Linked DNA regions of Homo sapiens: region 1 is linked to region 2. The links are chromatin loops, found by intact Hi-C in ENCODE. Cell type or tissue: mammary epithelial cell. All regions are shown on one strand. Region 1 has its middle 100 kb from the start of LNCPRESS2. Region 2 overlaps GRID2 (glutamate ionotropic receptor delta type subunit 2).

Region 1 (8,000 bases), 1.6 Mb before region 2:
AATTAGTTCAGCCTCTGTGGAAAGTAGATTGGAGATTCCTCAACCCACCAAAAATAGAACTACCTGTTACTGATATCTAACTAATGGAAGAGATGTTATTCTACCAAAAGACATCTGAACTCATCTTTATTGCAGAACTATTCACAACAGCAAAGTCATGGAATCCACCTGTGTGCCCAACCATGGTGGATTGGATAAATAAAATTGGTACATATACACCATGGAATACTACACAGTCATAAGAAAGAATGAGATCATGTCCTTTGCAGGAACATGGAGGCAACTGGAGGTCATTATCACAATTGAATTAATGAAGAAACAGAAAATCAAATACTGCATGTTCTCCCTTATAAGTGAGAGCTACAAAATGGGTACACACAGACACAAAGACAGAAACAATAGACACTGTGGTCTCCAAAAGTGGGAAACGAGGGAGGGAGGGGACCAAGGTTGAAAAACTACCTATTAACTACTATATTCACTATTTGGGTGATGAGTTCAATAGCAGCCCAAATCCTAGTACTGTCCAAAATATCCACGTAACAAACCTGCACATGTACCCTCTTGAAACTAAAATTTAAAAATTAGAATAAATTATCTTATTTTCACATTGATGTCATCTACAACAATAGGCACATTAAATGGGTTTACCTTATGTTATTTTAAAATTCTTCTCATAACATTTTGATCAATACACTTGTATTTACAACCATGGTTCCCTTCATTACATGTCAGTCATCAACATATCAATTTGGCTTATCTTTCAGCAAATACAAGGTAATATTTTTGCTGCTTAATAAAACAATAATTCTGAAGTCTCCTGCATTGTCTTCTAATTACCACTAGGAAAATATATGCAACCTCTTTTTTCTTTACATATTCTTTATTTCTATGTCAATTTTCAGATTCTTCTTGTCTAGGTCATGTTCAGCTTTTCACTTCCTAAGATGCATGCAGTCCATTGTCTTGTGCCTACTTCATGATTGTATCTTACTGTTCATTATCAGGTATATTTCAATCAGATAAGCAGACTTACTGTTAATAATATGAATAGAGTGTGCTTTTATAGGATTTTGAACGTGCTCAATTGTGAGGGCAAGTTAAGCAGCCTATTTAAGGCTGTTGATTCTGCTTTTGGTGCTGGATTTTGTCATCAGGTCGAACAGCAGGAAAAAAATTGGATGTGAAATATGGAGAGCAAGGACAAACTAGCAGCTCTGATGATGTGGTGGAACCTCTGGGACAAATTAAAATCATTGTCTGTTTCTCAACGCCTCCAGCCACCAAATTCACATGAGGAAAACGTTAGCAACTTTCCCATGAAACCACACAGGTATGAGGCACAGGAATTAGAGAAAATGAAGGAGGAAAATTTGTATATACTACATACACAAGCTTCAGGCACAGCTGTTGGCCCACACCAACAAAGTGACCCAGCAGACCAGAGACAACGTGCATGAATTGCAGCAGCACTTTATCCAACTTTAACTAACTAAGCCTACGGGTGGCTGCTGCTTCACTTCTGCCTTCCAAATATTGCAGAGAATTCTCCTGTGGAAAATCCTAACCTGGAATCACATAGGGAACAGACTTCTAGGGAACATAGTTTCACTTTAGCCTTGTTAACATAGTACACATTCATTACATTATTCATATATATGTACATATTTCTGGTTCTCATAATCTATTGAGTTAAAAAAAACCACGTCCATTTTAATCTTAAGAGCTACGCAATATATAAAGATAACAGAACAGGCTGAATAAAAATAGGGAGGCTATAATTTATTATATTTTCTTAATTGCCTTAGGAAATACAGTATACATAGGATGGCTTCATCATTATAATTAGTATTAGCAAGAGTAAAATCTGCATGAGTCATCAATTACTACTGCATTGAATGTTAAATAAGATTGTTAAAAAATTATAGTGTATACTGCTTTCTATATAATGATGATGAAACTCATTGTTTTCAGTAAGGACATATAATAAATCATTCTCAATTATATAACATTTCAAAGTTTAACTGCTGAGTTTCATGTGTTAGATTAATATGCCTTAGGTCCTTATATTTTATATTAATTTAACTCAGAGTTATTATGTACTTGTTCAAGGTCAACCATTTGGTATATGGCTGTAAAGAAACTTAAATTCAGATTTATATATCTTTTGACTCTAACTACAGTGCTCTTTCAGCTGTAACACCCACACAAACATAAACTCTCTTATGTTTAAATACGTATCTATATGCCTTGTGATTCAAGGTTACAAATTAAGTCTATACATTGATCTACTTTATGCAAAGATACTAATAAGATGATAATGAAAGGTTTTTAAAGGTATAAACCCATGACAATGAAGATCATGGGAAACAGATAATCATAAAATGAAATATTTCAAATATTTTCTGGAAGGTGAATATAAATGGAAGTGACTAAAGAAGGAAATTAAATTTTCACAAATGAGAATGCGTGCAGAAAGGTTTTAACCAAAGAGGGAATTCCTCTCCTTGGAAGAATTCTAGACAAGTTCAAGGATGCAGGACAGGAGGGGATGCAAGCATAAGATGTAGGACTAAAAATTAGGGATTCAATTGCAACAGTATTTAAGAATCCCTTGTCTACATGCTGTATATCCAGACATGCAACCAACATTCAATATCAACTGTAGCAGAAAACAGTCTCCAAGCATTAATGTTGGACGAACACAAAAACAAAATTAGTTATTTTCAACATAAATTCAATATACTATTTTAGGAGAAACAGAGCAACTCATGTAAGTGAAGCTTTCTTAATTGTGTTCTTTAAAGAAACAGCAGCATAATGGCTTGTTAGCTGCTCAGTTGCCCTAGACCAATGTTGCAGGTAAGTAAGCTTTGCCTTGCATTGAGTGAATTACTGTTCTTCTCAATGATTCATTTTAGGTAGAAATAGAAACAAAGAATCAATACATATCTGATATATCTTCTGAAAAAAGGAATTATAACGATAAACAAATTTTAAAAACCAAGAAAAAAAGAAAATCCTAAGATGATCTGATAATTTAAATATCTTAAAATTTCACTTTGAAAAGATCAAGAAAAATGTATATCTATAAAAAAACAAATTAATATGAGAAATAAAAAAAAACATTTAAAAAGACATTGAAAGTATGCAATATTTTCATGAAATATACATACAAAATGGGCTTAAATCAAGTCATACAGCTCTATGATTTTAACAAAGTGAATATATCCTTGTAATGAGATAAAGATCAAAACACAGTATAATATCAACACCACAGATGCTTTTGTCATCATCATTTCCAGCCTCTTTCCCTCTTGTCAGCAAATAAAATTACTATATTGGTTAGTTTTGCTTATTAAAAAAAAAAGTTACATGTATTTATACAGTAGGAACTCTTTTGTGATTGGCTTCTTTTGCTCAACACTTTGTTTTTGTGATTATACCCTGCTATGTTGCTCAGTGATAATTTTGCTCACTTTCACTCTCAGTAATAGGTGTATTTATTAATGCCACTTATGTCTGCATTGTTTCCAGTTTGGGACTATTATGAATAGTGTTATTATAAACATCATTGAACTTGTCTTTCAGTGTACATGGGTCCACATTTCTGTTACATTTACACCTGGGAGGAGATGTGCTGCTTCAAACAGTATGCAGATGCTAAAGATTAGCAGATACTGCCAAATTATTTTCCAAAATGATTCTAATCATTTATACTCCCACCATTAGTTGCTCCACACCCTTGTCAACACTTGGTGTCAGTCTTTTTCATTTTTGCAATATGAATGGGTGTACAGTAGTATTATACTGGGATTTAAATTTGCACCTTCTTAGTGATTAACTAAATTTAGCATTAGTCGATATGTTTATTGGACATTTAAATGCTGTATATTGTAATGTATCTAGTCAAGATTTTTGCCACATTTCTTTGGAGTTTTCTCTTTTTTTAGTAATTCATAGGAGTCTTATCAGTAAGTATACAGGATGTGAGTTCTTTGTCAGATAGAAGTATTGTAAATATCTTCTCCCAATGTGTGGCTTGAATTTCTATTCTTTCAATAATGTTTTTGGAGGAACAGAAGCACTTGGTGTTTAATGTTGATAAATCTCATCTCCTATTTGTATTTTTTTGTGTGCTTGTAAAGAAATCATTATGTAATCTAATGCCATTAAGATATTTTTCTTGGTTTTCTAATAAAAACTGTAAGAATTAAAGAAAGAGGAGAGAAACACGAAGATTGGCTTTACAGTTAACAGGGACAGGTTTATTTTAAACGAATCTGAGAGGGGTTGCTGGCCAAGTTAGATTAGAGCCACACTTTTTTACAGACTACGAGTTTTTAAGGATTTAGGGTACGAGAGTTTATTAGAGGATTGGACTGCTTTTGTGTCTGTTTGTTGTGTTTATCTGAGAGGGAGAGTTGTGTGTTTGTTCCCATACATCTCTCTGCAGCTGCAGGCATATCCCCCGGAGTTTGCTTTTAGCTTCCCTACCTTACTGCACCTCAAGGGAAAGGAATGTTCTTATTAAGGCCCACTGTTTTACTGGGGCTCACTGTATGAGGGTGAAATTTGGCAGTAACCCAAGAGACTTTCCCCCTACTTTTCTCTGTGCCCAAGCTGTCTTATCTGTGTTTTACTGTCTGCTCTTTCTGTCTGGTTGTAGTTAGAAGAGAAGTGATTTCCTTGAAACGCATGAAGCTAGAAAGGGAGCTGGAACTCAAAGTGGCAGTGTTTGTCCAAGATGACGGTGCTCCTGCTCTGTCATTAAACATTATAGTTTACTTGTTACATTTTGATTTGCAATATTTCTGTAACTGTTTTTGCATGTGGTATTAAGTAGGTCAAGATTTTTTTTTCACATAAATAGCTAATATTTTCAGCAATAATTATCGGCAAAACTGTTATTCTTCCATCACACTTTAGTGTTACCTTTGTCATAAGTCAAGAGACAGATATGTATGAGGGTCTTTTTTTGACTCTCAGTTATGTTTTATTGGCCTTTTCTATGTTGGTACATACACTATATTCATTACTGTATCTTTATACTAGGTTTTAATCTCTAACACTATGAATACACCGGATTTGCTATTCTACAAGATTGAATTGACTATTCAGATTTTACAAATTTAAAATATAACTTCCATAATAATTTTTTAAATCAGTAGAAGTCTTGGAAGATAAAAGCAAAGGAATATGGTAGAATGGATAACTTAAAAATAAAACCTAAAAAGTGAAAAGAAATATACCAAATAAGCTGGTACAAATTCCCTAAAATATAAATTCATGGAAAAATAAGAGATGGGAGAGGCAGTTGGCAATCATAGAATAATTTTTTAGAACAATTAATGGTATTTTAATGGAAATTCTAGGGAGCTCTACTTCCAACTCAAATTCTATTCCCATCTTTAGTACTTTGAATTAAGACCAGTGGAACCACTACTCATCTTGCTATTCTAAGTATCTGAGATTGAAAACATTTTTTAAAGCTAAAGTAATAGCTCATTCTCCCATGGATTAAGTGAGGACATATATGGCAAAAAGTATTTGATTTAGGATAAAGATATATCTTTATTCAAAGACTTAAGTATCTCAACACTTTAAAAATCAGGGTTTTAAAGTTTTGTAGTATTTTAACACATGAGATTTCACTTCACTTAAAAACTGTGTTTCTTACCATGTACTAAATTGCTCTCCTGAAATATAGACATAATATGAAGAAACAAGTTGCTAAAGTGTGTATTCAAAATGCGCAGAAAATTAAATGCATTTTACGAGTGAATAGTTTGCCAAAATTCTTAATATACAATTTTATATAATTTAAAGTAAGTCAGCTTCAGTGTAGGAAGCAAGTAAAGGTAATATTTTTGAAATCTTTATTGTTTTGTGGTTTGTATGTTTATTATATTTCTCTTAATAATAAGCCTCATGTGACATAGAGAATGCTTCAATAAAATCTGTTTGAAAGTTCAAATTAACTTCCACATACTTATGTTAACAAATTAATGAATCTGTGAAAACTTTTAAGGTTCATTGCAGTGCCTCTTGATGCCATGGGGCTTCACATTTGAATTACGCCCTTGTCAAGGAGTCTGGACTATTTGATTTGGGGTGTGATTACAATGTAGTTCTTAAATTAATGTGTACTAGTTTCATGGCATAACTCTCTCTTCCAATGTTAGATAATACTTCAAACTCATTAAGATATAATGATATATAAGAAACTATTATTAGTCCTAATATTAATTCTCTGTTCTCAAGTAATTGAACCTAATAGCAGTGGCACAGGAAGAATTACTGATTTAATTTAGGCTATTTCTTAGTGAACATTTTATGCTAAGTACAATATAAACTACCTTGAATTGACCTAAGATGAATACAAATAATATTATATTAAAATAAGGAATCACTTATTTGGAAAATGTTGGTATTATAATTGTTCAAATTATACGGGTGGTGCTAATGTGCTTTTTCACAATTACTACCACTACACTCTATATTCAGACTGCTTTAAGTATGAAATCTTTGAGGTCAGCATTTGTACTTGATCTTGTTGCAGAACTTTCTCCTTAGTTCAGCTAAAACTGGGTTCTTGTCACATGACCAAAAAAGACTAGGTTCATGGACACATAGAAGGGTGGGGAACAAAATTTATTGAGTGAAAAGAAAAAAGGAAAAAAAAAACTCAGCAAAGTGAGATGGAGTCCTGCTAACAGGCCCTCCATCTCACAGATTGAATCCCAGGTCACCACACAGGAACTGAAGAGGCCAGGCTCCTCCTGGCTGCAAATGGCATGAACTGCCTGAGGCTCCACCCTATTCTCCCAGGGTGCAGGTGGGCATTAGTCAGAGAGAATCAGTCGGGAAAGGGGAAAGGGTGGGCTTCATCCAGGAGCAGCAGTTTGATTTTTCAGCCTTCATGCTGTTTTAGGCTAGAAGGCAGGGTTTTGCCATGGACCCTTGGCTGTCTCCTGTCTGTATCAGTCCTACTTGCTCTAGACTGCAGATGTTATGAAGGAGTATGGAGAAGAGAAGTCTAAAAAGGAGAAATTCTAACAGATTTATCCAAATTTTAAAAGATCCTTATGTTTTGGATAAAATATAACTATACTGTGCATTTGATATTGGTTAAGAGAGCAAGGAGTCAGAGGAGGTATAGATGAAAAGAAAACAGTATTATTTGTTGAGAACTTATTATACATGTAATTATGCCAAAGTTATATAGATTGCCTATCTCATTTAATGGTCATGAAAACCCTGGAAGATAGATATTATTACTCCTGCTATAATTAGAGAAACTGACAGCCACAGTGTTAAGTAACTTGTTCAAGGGTACACAGATAGCAATTGGGCTGTATGTGCAAACATATGTTGTTTTTTGCCAGTCTTGCATCTTTTCCTTCTATTTTTTTAGTAACTATTAACTAGTTTTCTTCTAGTGACCATGGCATGCTGGCTTCAATTCAGAGAATTCAGAGGATCTCAGTGAACTTCAGGGAGACCTGACACCTATCCCTGATGGTTTTGGAGGTATATATATGAATTGGGTTTGGCCAATTTCAAACCCTGGCCAAAGTAATTGGTTCAGAAATAGGGCCATGACCTAAGACAAAAGAATTCATCTTTAATTTGATATATCAAAAAATATGTTCTTTCTAACTCTAGTGAACTTGAAAATTAACTGGGACCTGTTAGCTCTTATCTAATGTAGCTTGCCAGAGAATTGCACCCAATGGATGAAAAGTAAGTTATCATAAGGAGAGAAACAGTATTTAAATATAGCACTTGATTTCCTAGGTTGATGTGTCTAAAGTTTGACCACTAATAAAGATCCCTGTCATTTTATTTTTTATATTTTTGCTTAAGCCAATTTGGGTTAGATTTTCTGTAAATGACAAGCAAAACAGTCCTTATTAGTTGACAAAGTTAGGATTCAAACCCAACTCTGTGTACTCTTTGTGTGTACTTGCTACAATTGTCCATGTTAAGTAACTTTA
Region 2 (8,000 bases):
CCACAAAGTCTAAAATATTGGCTATCTGACCCTTAACAAGAAAAGCTTGCTGACCTCTAGTCTAAAAGATGATAGTTATGAATTTATTTGAAATACCATGAAGTACTATTAACCTATATGATAGAAACTCTTGGTGGATTGAAATTAAGCAACTGCCATTTGGCTCAACTAGCTAGAAGAAATAGTTAAAAGTTCAATTTAAACAAAGGAAATAGCTCCTAATAGTTTCCCTTACACTATTTGATATTACTGAGGTATTAGATGCTATCAATAAATATTTGTTGCACTTAATGTTACCAACTGATCACTAAGAGATTTTGCTTAAGAAAAATAATCGATTGATGATTGATTCACAGGAAGTTGATAGAATTGATTTTTACAACTCTGATATGCAAATTGTAATATTAGATATGCCAATCAAAGTGCCACTATGCTTAATTGTTTAAATCTTAATCTTTGAGAAGTGCTTCTGCTTCGATGCAAGATTACCTACGTTTTCCAAAGCTAGGATGAAAAAATTGATGAATGAATGAAAAACCTATTGAGCTAAAGTTTTTTCTGAAAATCATCTGCATGCTATTATTAATACTTTCTCAGTAACCATGGAGAGGAAAATTTTGTGAAAACCCAGAAAATGAATTTAATAATGTGGATATTATGAGCCAAAATAGATTTATTCAGTGTGTGAAAAAAATAACTTTTTTTCAGAAATTTCAAAATTTCTTTCTCAGTGATAACTGACATTAAACAGTATTGAGTAATGGGACTCTCTCCTAAATATCTTTTTAATTTTGGTTACATAAAACTCATAAGTAGGTACTGATAAAATATTTTTGAAATATTAAAATGGTTATTTTATCCTCACGAATTTCTACCCCCAAATTGCCTCAATACTTCCAAATTGAAGAAGTACCAAAAGGTCTTGTATCATAGAGTTTCTGGCGTTACATAGCTATAATTATCTTTCACTATGACAGGACAAGAAGCTTGAAGACCTAGGGTGTAAGAAGGATATTCAGGAGAGGAAAGGAAGCCTTACTTCTTCTGACCAGAGGATTCTAACAGAGGTCAGGAGAAGAGAAAGGCAAGAAGACATTAGATAGATTGAAAGGCACAACAAGGGTAGAAGACCTAATGCTTCTCTTCCCTTTAGGGTCTCTGGGGGAGTTCCCAGGGCACACCAGGCTCTTTAACAACAGAGAAGACCTCAGATCATTAAGAATGCAGAGCAGCAGGGTCAGGAAAAAGCACAGGTTCAATAATCATTCCCAGGCCTCCCTTTCTTTCCTGTGCCTCGCATGCGGGGTTAGAGCATATGGACCTGCCTTGGGCCCCTCCACAGTGAATAACAAGGTGAGGTCATCATACCATCTGGAGGGCTACAGAATCATCAGGGGCTGGATAAAGAAAATGGCAGAGGCTCAGAAGGATGTAGAGCACCCCAACAAACCAAAGGAGGCTGAGTCAGCAGGGAGGAGCCCATAAGCCCTACATTAGCCAACTTTTAGCACCTATAGCCTTTGCAGACTTTAGCAGCAGTCACCTATTAATCTCTAAAACTGAACCCAAGCCCATCCCACCTCAAAGGAGAGCTGCCAAAGCGAATTCAAGGACCTGCAAGAGACCAGCCACCACCTTTCCCCTAAATCCCTAATTTCAGGGATATAATGCTGTCCTCCATAAATCCTGATACCATTTTGAAAAAGAGTAAGGGAAAAGAGAAGAAATGGGAAGAATTGAGTAATTCTCTCAAGTAGATTGAGCTAAAGCTAGAGACATGTTAAATTATTAGATGAGATTAAATTTTAAATCATATTGGGCTAAATTTAGTTTTTTCCCCACTGCTCAGTAGGCACAGTCCTCCTAAGATCAATTAAGTTATAGAGAAAAGCTACATTTTCTCTGCATACCCAAATTGTAGCATGAATACATTTGCTATCACACTATAATTATATTGTTTGGTTTAGAGGAAACATATTGATGAGACGTTTACTCAGGGTTTAAGAAATCTCTGAAACTAAAGAAGATAGCTTTTCTCTGCATACTTACATATTAGAAGCTGTGTGAGATAATGGAGAGAAATGTGCTGGAAGGCAGACCTGAGTTCTAAGCCCAATTCAACTATTTATTATCTGTGTGAGCAACTTAAAAAGTCATTTAAACTCTACAGCAGTGAGATTGTGTGTTCCATGTGAAAAATCTAGGGAATCATTATGCCGGATTACTTAGCGTCTTCATCCATAAAATGGGGGAGGAGAAACAGACGGGGAAGCAATAATGTCTGCAACCTTTCCCATTCTAATTTCCTAGTAGAAATGACTAAAAAGGCAGGTGTCATTTTTCTTAGGTAACCAGTAACCAGTAACTTTTTTAGTTTGGTTCAGTAGGAATTCACCTATGGGCCATGATTCCAGAAAAGTTTGAGAGGAACTTATTGACAGCGATGGTATTTAAGGACAAAATCAGAGTGACCTATGTGGGATTAGAAATTTGCGTCCAACTTTCAGCAACCTGTTTTGTAACAAATAAATTAATTTGAAAATCATTTCCTAGAGTAGTGACTAAAAATGGTAAGGGATCAAAAATTAGTGTGAGTCTCAAACACAAATGAGGCTAAAAAGGCTCTTCAAGATGAATGCCTAAACCTGTTGGATTTCTTTAATTTTAATATGAAAGAAGGATCTTTTGATTCCTCTACTCCCTTCCCCTGAAATTTCCTCATTTATACCAATAAAGAAATCAGTGCAATTTTCAAATTGCAATTAAGTTTTATGGACTTCTAAAATTTTTCTGTTCAATGGGATCACAAATGTTTTAATATTTTGGATGAAAAAAAGGAAATGAGATGTCCGTGTCAGTGAATCAATCATTCATTGATCATATGGGCATGTAATTCTCCATTAAGAAGTATGTACCGGAACAGGTCCAAAGAAAGAACAATAGTGATACATGTGACAATAATAAGTCTAGCTTTAGAGTTGCAATAGCCTTCCGCGTGCCAGGTAATGAGCTTTTCATGCATCTTGCTCACTGAGATCGTCACGTGTGGTCTTATTAATTCACACCACAATGACCCTCAAAAGTAAGTGTTGTTATGCATCACCATGGTGTAAAAATAGCAGGAATTTTTCTGACTATACTCCAAAAAGAGATTTTAGCCGTTAGTTCATCACAGTCTAATAGCTAAACTTATTTCTAATAGTTTAAGTATTTACAGCCCCACAAAGTCTATACTTCAGCACTTCAATCCCATAGATTAACAATAACCACAGTAACTCTTTGCTCTCTATGAGCAAATACTGCCATCTTGTGGAAATTGCACGCCAAACAGAACATTATTGTTCCATAAACTCAAAAGTTTTTCTTGTGTTTATTAAGAATTTTGCAACTCAATTTTTGCATTGTCATACATACGCGCACACACACACACTCGCACACATACATACACATTATTGTTGCTTATAATTACAAGGTACAATTCTTTAGATTTTCAAGTTCAATTTAAAAGGGCCAGTGCTTTGGGAAGATTGAAGGGAACATATCTCTTTGCTTATTATAAGAATTCATCCTATTCATCTTCCAGGCAGTGCATTATATTTTACCACACTTGCTTTACATAATCTTTAAATTGGGTTTTTGTTAAATCATAAAAAGGAGGCCATAGTGAGACCATTCTGATGGAATTTCCAGGAACACTAGATTTTGTAGCAAAATGTTATGACAGAACTCTGGACTTAGAGAACACTTTCATTCCCTTCCAACACTTGTAGCCCATGCCAGCCTGTATTCCTGGAATCTGTTGTCAGGGGTGACTGAGGGGTCAGATGGTCCAATTTCTCTGTACATCCCCAAAGATGAAATCTCCCTGCAATGCCCCAGCCACTTGTGCTGCCGTGAGCATAAAATAAACAATACAAAGAGATTTTTGTGGCATATTCGTACTTGAAGCACCTAGAGAGGGTGCTTCCTTCTTTCCCCTCGATGATCTCCTATCGCTCAGCTGGCTGAACCTAAAAATTCTGCAATTAAATGATTTTTTTTGGGTTTAAGGCTTTTAATTCCTATTAGAATTTAAATAGGTGAGGTATTATATATATATATATATATATATATGAGGCATATATATATATTTCAATAATGATTTCTAAAGTCAAAATATTTTCCAAGTTTAGAAAGAATAAGGAGACAAAATTAAATAAAATGAAATGCAAGGGCCCCAAATACCACTGAGAAGAAAGTGTAGGCAGTAATTAAGTTCCTGAATGAAGGAAGGAATAAATGAACATGAATTGAGGGCATTAAAAAAATGGCTTCACAGTGTCACTCAAGCCTCTCCGGTGGAATGTGCAGTCGTGGTTTAGAATAAATTTTGTACCCAAGGAAATGTCTGGAATGAAGTCATTCTTCAACTGTTTATTAAATGGATAGATGAATAAAACAGGAATGGAATAAATTAGAAAACAGCATCAATCGTAAGAAAAAAGAATAGGATCTGATATCAGAGTTTAGGATTCATTTACCAAAACTGTGTTGAGTATATTCCATCAATAAATATGCACCTGCTCTGTAGGAGGCAATATGGAGGATGAGTACACACTCTCGAAAATGGAACAGACTGATCAAGTAATTATAAATGATGATAAGTGCTATGAAGGAAAATTCTTACACTTTCACAGTGTATTAGTTCGTTCTCTCACTGCTATGAAGAAATACCCAAGACTGGGTAGTTTATAAAGAAAGAAGTTTAATTGACTCACAGTTCCCCATGGCTGGGGAGGCCTCAGGAAACTTACAATCATGGTGGAAGGCACCTCTTCACAAGGCAGCGGGAGAGAGAATGAGTGCTGAGCAAAGGGGAAGCCCCTTATAAAACCATCAGATCTCGTGAGACTCACTATCACAAGAACGGCATGAGGGAAACCACCCCCATGATTCAATTATCTCCACCTGTCCTGCACTTGACACGTGGAGATTATTACAAGGTGAGATTTGTGTGGGGACACGGAGCCAAACCGTATCACAAGGCTACTGACCAATATGGTGTGATGCAAATAGGAGAGCAGGATAACAGGATCTCATTTTGTGCCCAGATGTATTCTCATTAAGCAAATGTTGCTGTAGTTGCCTTTTATATCTACAAGTACTTATAAACTCAAATTTAAAAAGAATTATTTGTTCAAAGATGACTACATTTTTCCTCCAAGGTAATCAATGGTGCTCTGACTACCTAGAGCCTTTAGGTGGGCAAATACATAAGGGATGTGCCATTATTTTTTATTATTATGGTAAGAATTCTTAACATGGGTGCTATTCTATGAAAATTTTTAATGTACAATACAGTATTGCTAACTATAGTTACAATGTTGTACAGTAGTTTTCAAGAACTTTTCCCTCTTGCATAACTGAAGCTTTACACCTATCGACGAGCAATACCAACATCATTTAAATGATATTCATGAATAGGCCAGGAAAGTAATTTTGATACCATGATTACATCTTTGTGTGTTGCCTAACACAGTGCTGGAAATTTCTACAAGTAGTTGCTTCTTTGGATCAAGAGATTATTTCCCATGTGTATTTCTTAAACCTGTTACTTGGAAAGCAAAATGAGAGAAGGGGAATGAAGGTCATAAGTTTGGGAAATGCTGAGTTAAACAAAATCATGCCGTTTTCTTTTCTGCTGGTCTTCTGAGAGTCTTTAATAGGCTGACATCTTTGTAAATTCCCAAGAGTGTGTTTCTCAGAATTAATAACCACAAGGCCCTTTTCTTACAGAGGTCTTGTAGGTACTGGTTTGCTGTGAAATGCACTTTTGGAAATTCTGGAAATGCAAATGGCTTTTTCTGGAATGGAAGCTGGAATAAGGGTGACATATAACCCATTAATATTCATAATCATTTTAGTAAATTCAATTAATCAAATTAATTACTCTTCTAGAGCAACACTCTAGACAGATACATTTCACAGGAAGCAAGGAGAAAAGGTCCAGGTTGTGGGGGAGGTTTCAGAACAGTCTCAGTCCTGGACTGCCAGCACGGGGCACCAGAGCTGAGGCTGTGGGAACGTCTGGGAGAGATGACAGGGACCTGAGACCAACCCTCTACCAGAGCCTTAAGGGCTGGTCTCACTCTAGTTTAACTCAGATTAAACACTGACCCAACTTCCAATGCACAAAATCTTCTTCCCTTTATCATGTTGCTTGTTCTTCTAGCCATGTGGATGACATGAAACAGGTAAAAAGGTCACTACAACTCCATTCTCTGAACTCTTAAATTGTAAGCAGTCTCACCCCAAATAATCCAAGACCTTGGGCAAGAGTACAAATATAGGTTCACATACCCCAAGTCTAATTATGTAAAAATTATGCATTAAACTAAAACCTGTTTGATATAATATATTCTATGTTCTTATCTGGACAAATATACCTTCATGACCCCTGGGAGGCCAGGTTTAAGTTTCTATGTGACTAGCCAGGAGGTCTGAACTGACCCAGGAGCACAGGGCTCTGGGGCCCTTTCTTTCCACCTGCAGCTCCAACTTGCACGCTGAAGTGTCTCCTACGCAAGGCTGTATACACCCGAGCTCACTCATCTGAGCTCTGTCCACACTCTACAAACTCCACCCTATAGAGCTATGGTGCACCCGTGGCTGTAAGATCTTCTGCCAGGAGGACAACCCTGGGAATAGGCCTGGCAGGCCCTGGAAGAGCACTAAGCTGTTTGGCCAGGAAATTCCAGGGAACCCAGAGGACGATGCACACTCTGTACAGGCACACAGCCTTGGTCTGATCTTCCTTGCCCTGTGAAAAAGGGCATAGCTGGAGGAGGGCCACATCTAGGCTGGCCTCAGGTAGAGCCTAAGAAGCACTGGGAATTGAGAATAATTCCTCTATGAAAAACACACTTTAAAAAGCTGCAGTGTGCAGCTACCCTCAGACTCTGGGGAGGGGAAAAAGAAGCAGCAGAAGAAAAAGAAGAGGGTTTTTCCTATTTGAATTTAACTACTTCTGAAAGCCTCTGGTCAGGTTTTCTTCTTGTTTTCCAAGGTAAGATTACTTCCCCTTTGGCATTAAAAGGGAAACTAGATCAGTTGTGCGAAAAACCAAAAAAGATGTATTTTATCAACTTGAAACTTATCCCAAGGCTTCCTCTCACACTGTGTTAAATAATAGGTCTTCTTAATTGAATTTCTTTGTGTGTAGCATATGCTGGGTGACATTACGCCAGCATCTTGCTCTAAGCAGCAAAACGTTCTTCATAAAAGCATTAAGATCCTGAGTATCATTCTGGATGTAGGAAAGGGACACAGAACTACAACAACTTGAAAGCATATAAAAACAGTGCCTCTGAATTGTGATTGTAAAAACACACTGAAGCAAACCAGGAGGAAAATATTTAGAATTATAGAATGAAACCAGAAGAAGAAGAATAGGAAGAAAAGGAGAGAGGAAGATGGGAGGGTGGGATGGGTGAAGAGAGAGAGGAAAGCAGTGTGGTGCAATGCTGTCTGTAGAATCAAAGCAATGATGACTTTCTGTTTCCTAGCATTCCATCTAAAACAAGCAGATCTATATATTCATTTCCCTTTGACAGCCACCATCCTACAGAGGTGGGATTATAAATGGATGTGTTGTGAACCAGGGCGATAACTATGTCTGTAATAACACATGCTTATGTTCTTTATCCCAAGGATCCTGGAGCTTCAGCAGAATGGTGACATGGACATCCTGAAGCACAAATGGTGGCCTAAGAATGGCCAGTGTGACCTGTACTCGTCAGTGGACACAAAGCAGAAAGGAGGCGCCCTGGACATAAAGAGCTTTGCAGGGGTCTTTTGTATCCTGGCTGCTGGAATTGTCCTCTCCTGCTTCATAGCCATGCTGGAGACGTGGTGGAACAAGAGGAAAGGCTCCCGGGTTCCATCAAAAGAGGTACTTGATTGAGAGATTTGGCTCTAAATTGAATCAACAAGCAGGCTGTATTTCCAGGGAGGACCATCCC

Evidence for each region. Hi-C counts contacts between places; a loop is a spot of excess contacts. Peaks named below come from ENCODE experiments on the same cell type or tissue, not always from the same donor. Only the 100,000 strongest peaks of a DNase experiment are listed, where the experiment ranks them.
Region 1: it touches region 2 in a loop (18-fold over the local background); 2 of 110 quality-filtered maps call a loop at or near these places.

What each region holds. Positions count from the first base shown.
Region 1 is chr4:92,168,655-92,176,654 of GRCh38, forward strand. No RefSeq gene overlaps it. Among named protein-coding and RNA genes, the nearest start is that of LNCPRESS2, 100 kb to the right of the region's middle. In mammary epithelial cell, a CTCF peak has its summit at 3,747; no DNase peak of the experiment used is centred here.
Region 2 is chr4:93,761,521-93,769,520 of GRCh38, forward strand. GRID2 (glutamate ionotropic receptor delta type subunit 2) reads left to right here. Exons shown (of 16, transcript NM_001510.4): 15 at 7,690-7,930. Among named protein-coding and RNA genes, the nearest start is that of ATOH1, 63 kb to the right of the region's middle. In mammary epithelial cell, a CTCF peak has its summit at 3,299 (motif pointing left); no DNase peak of the experiment used is centred here.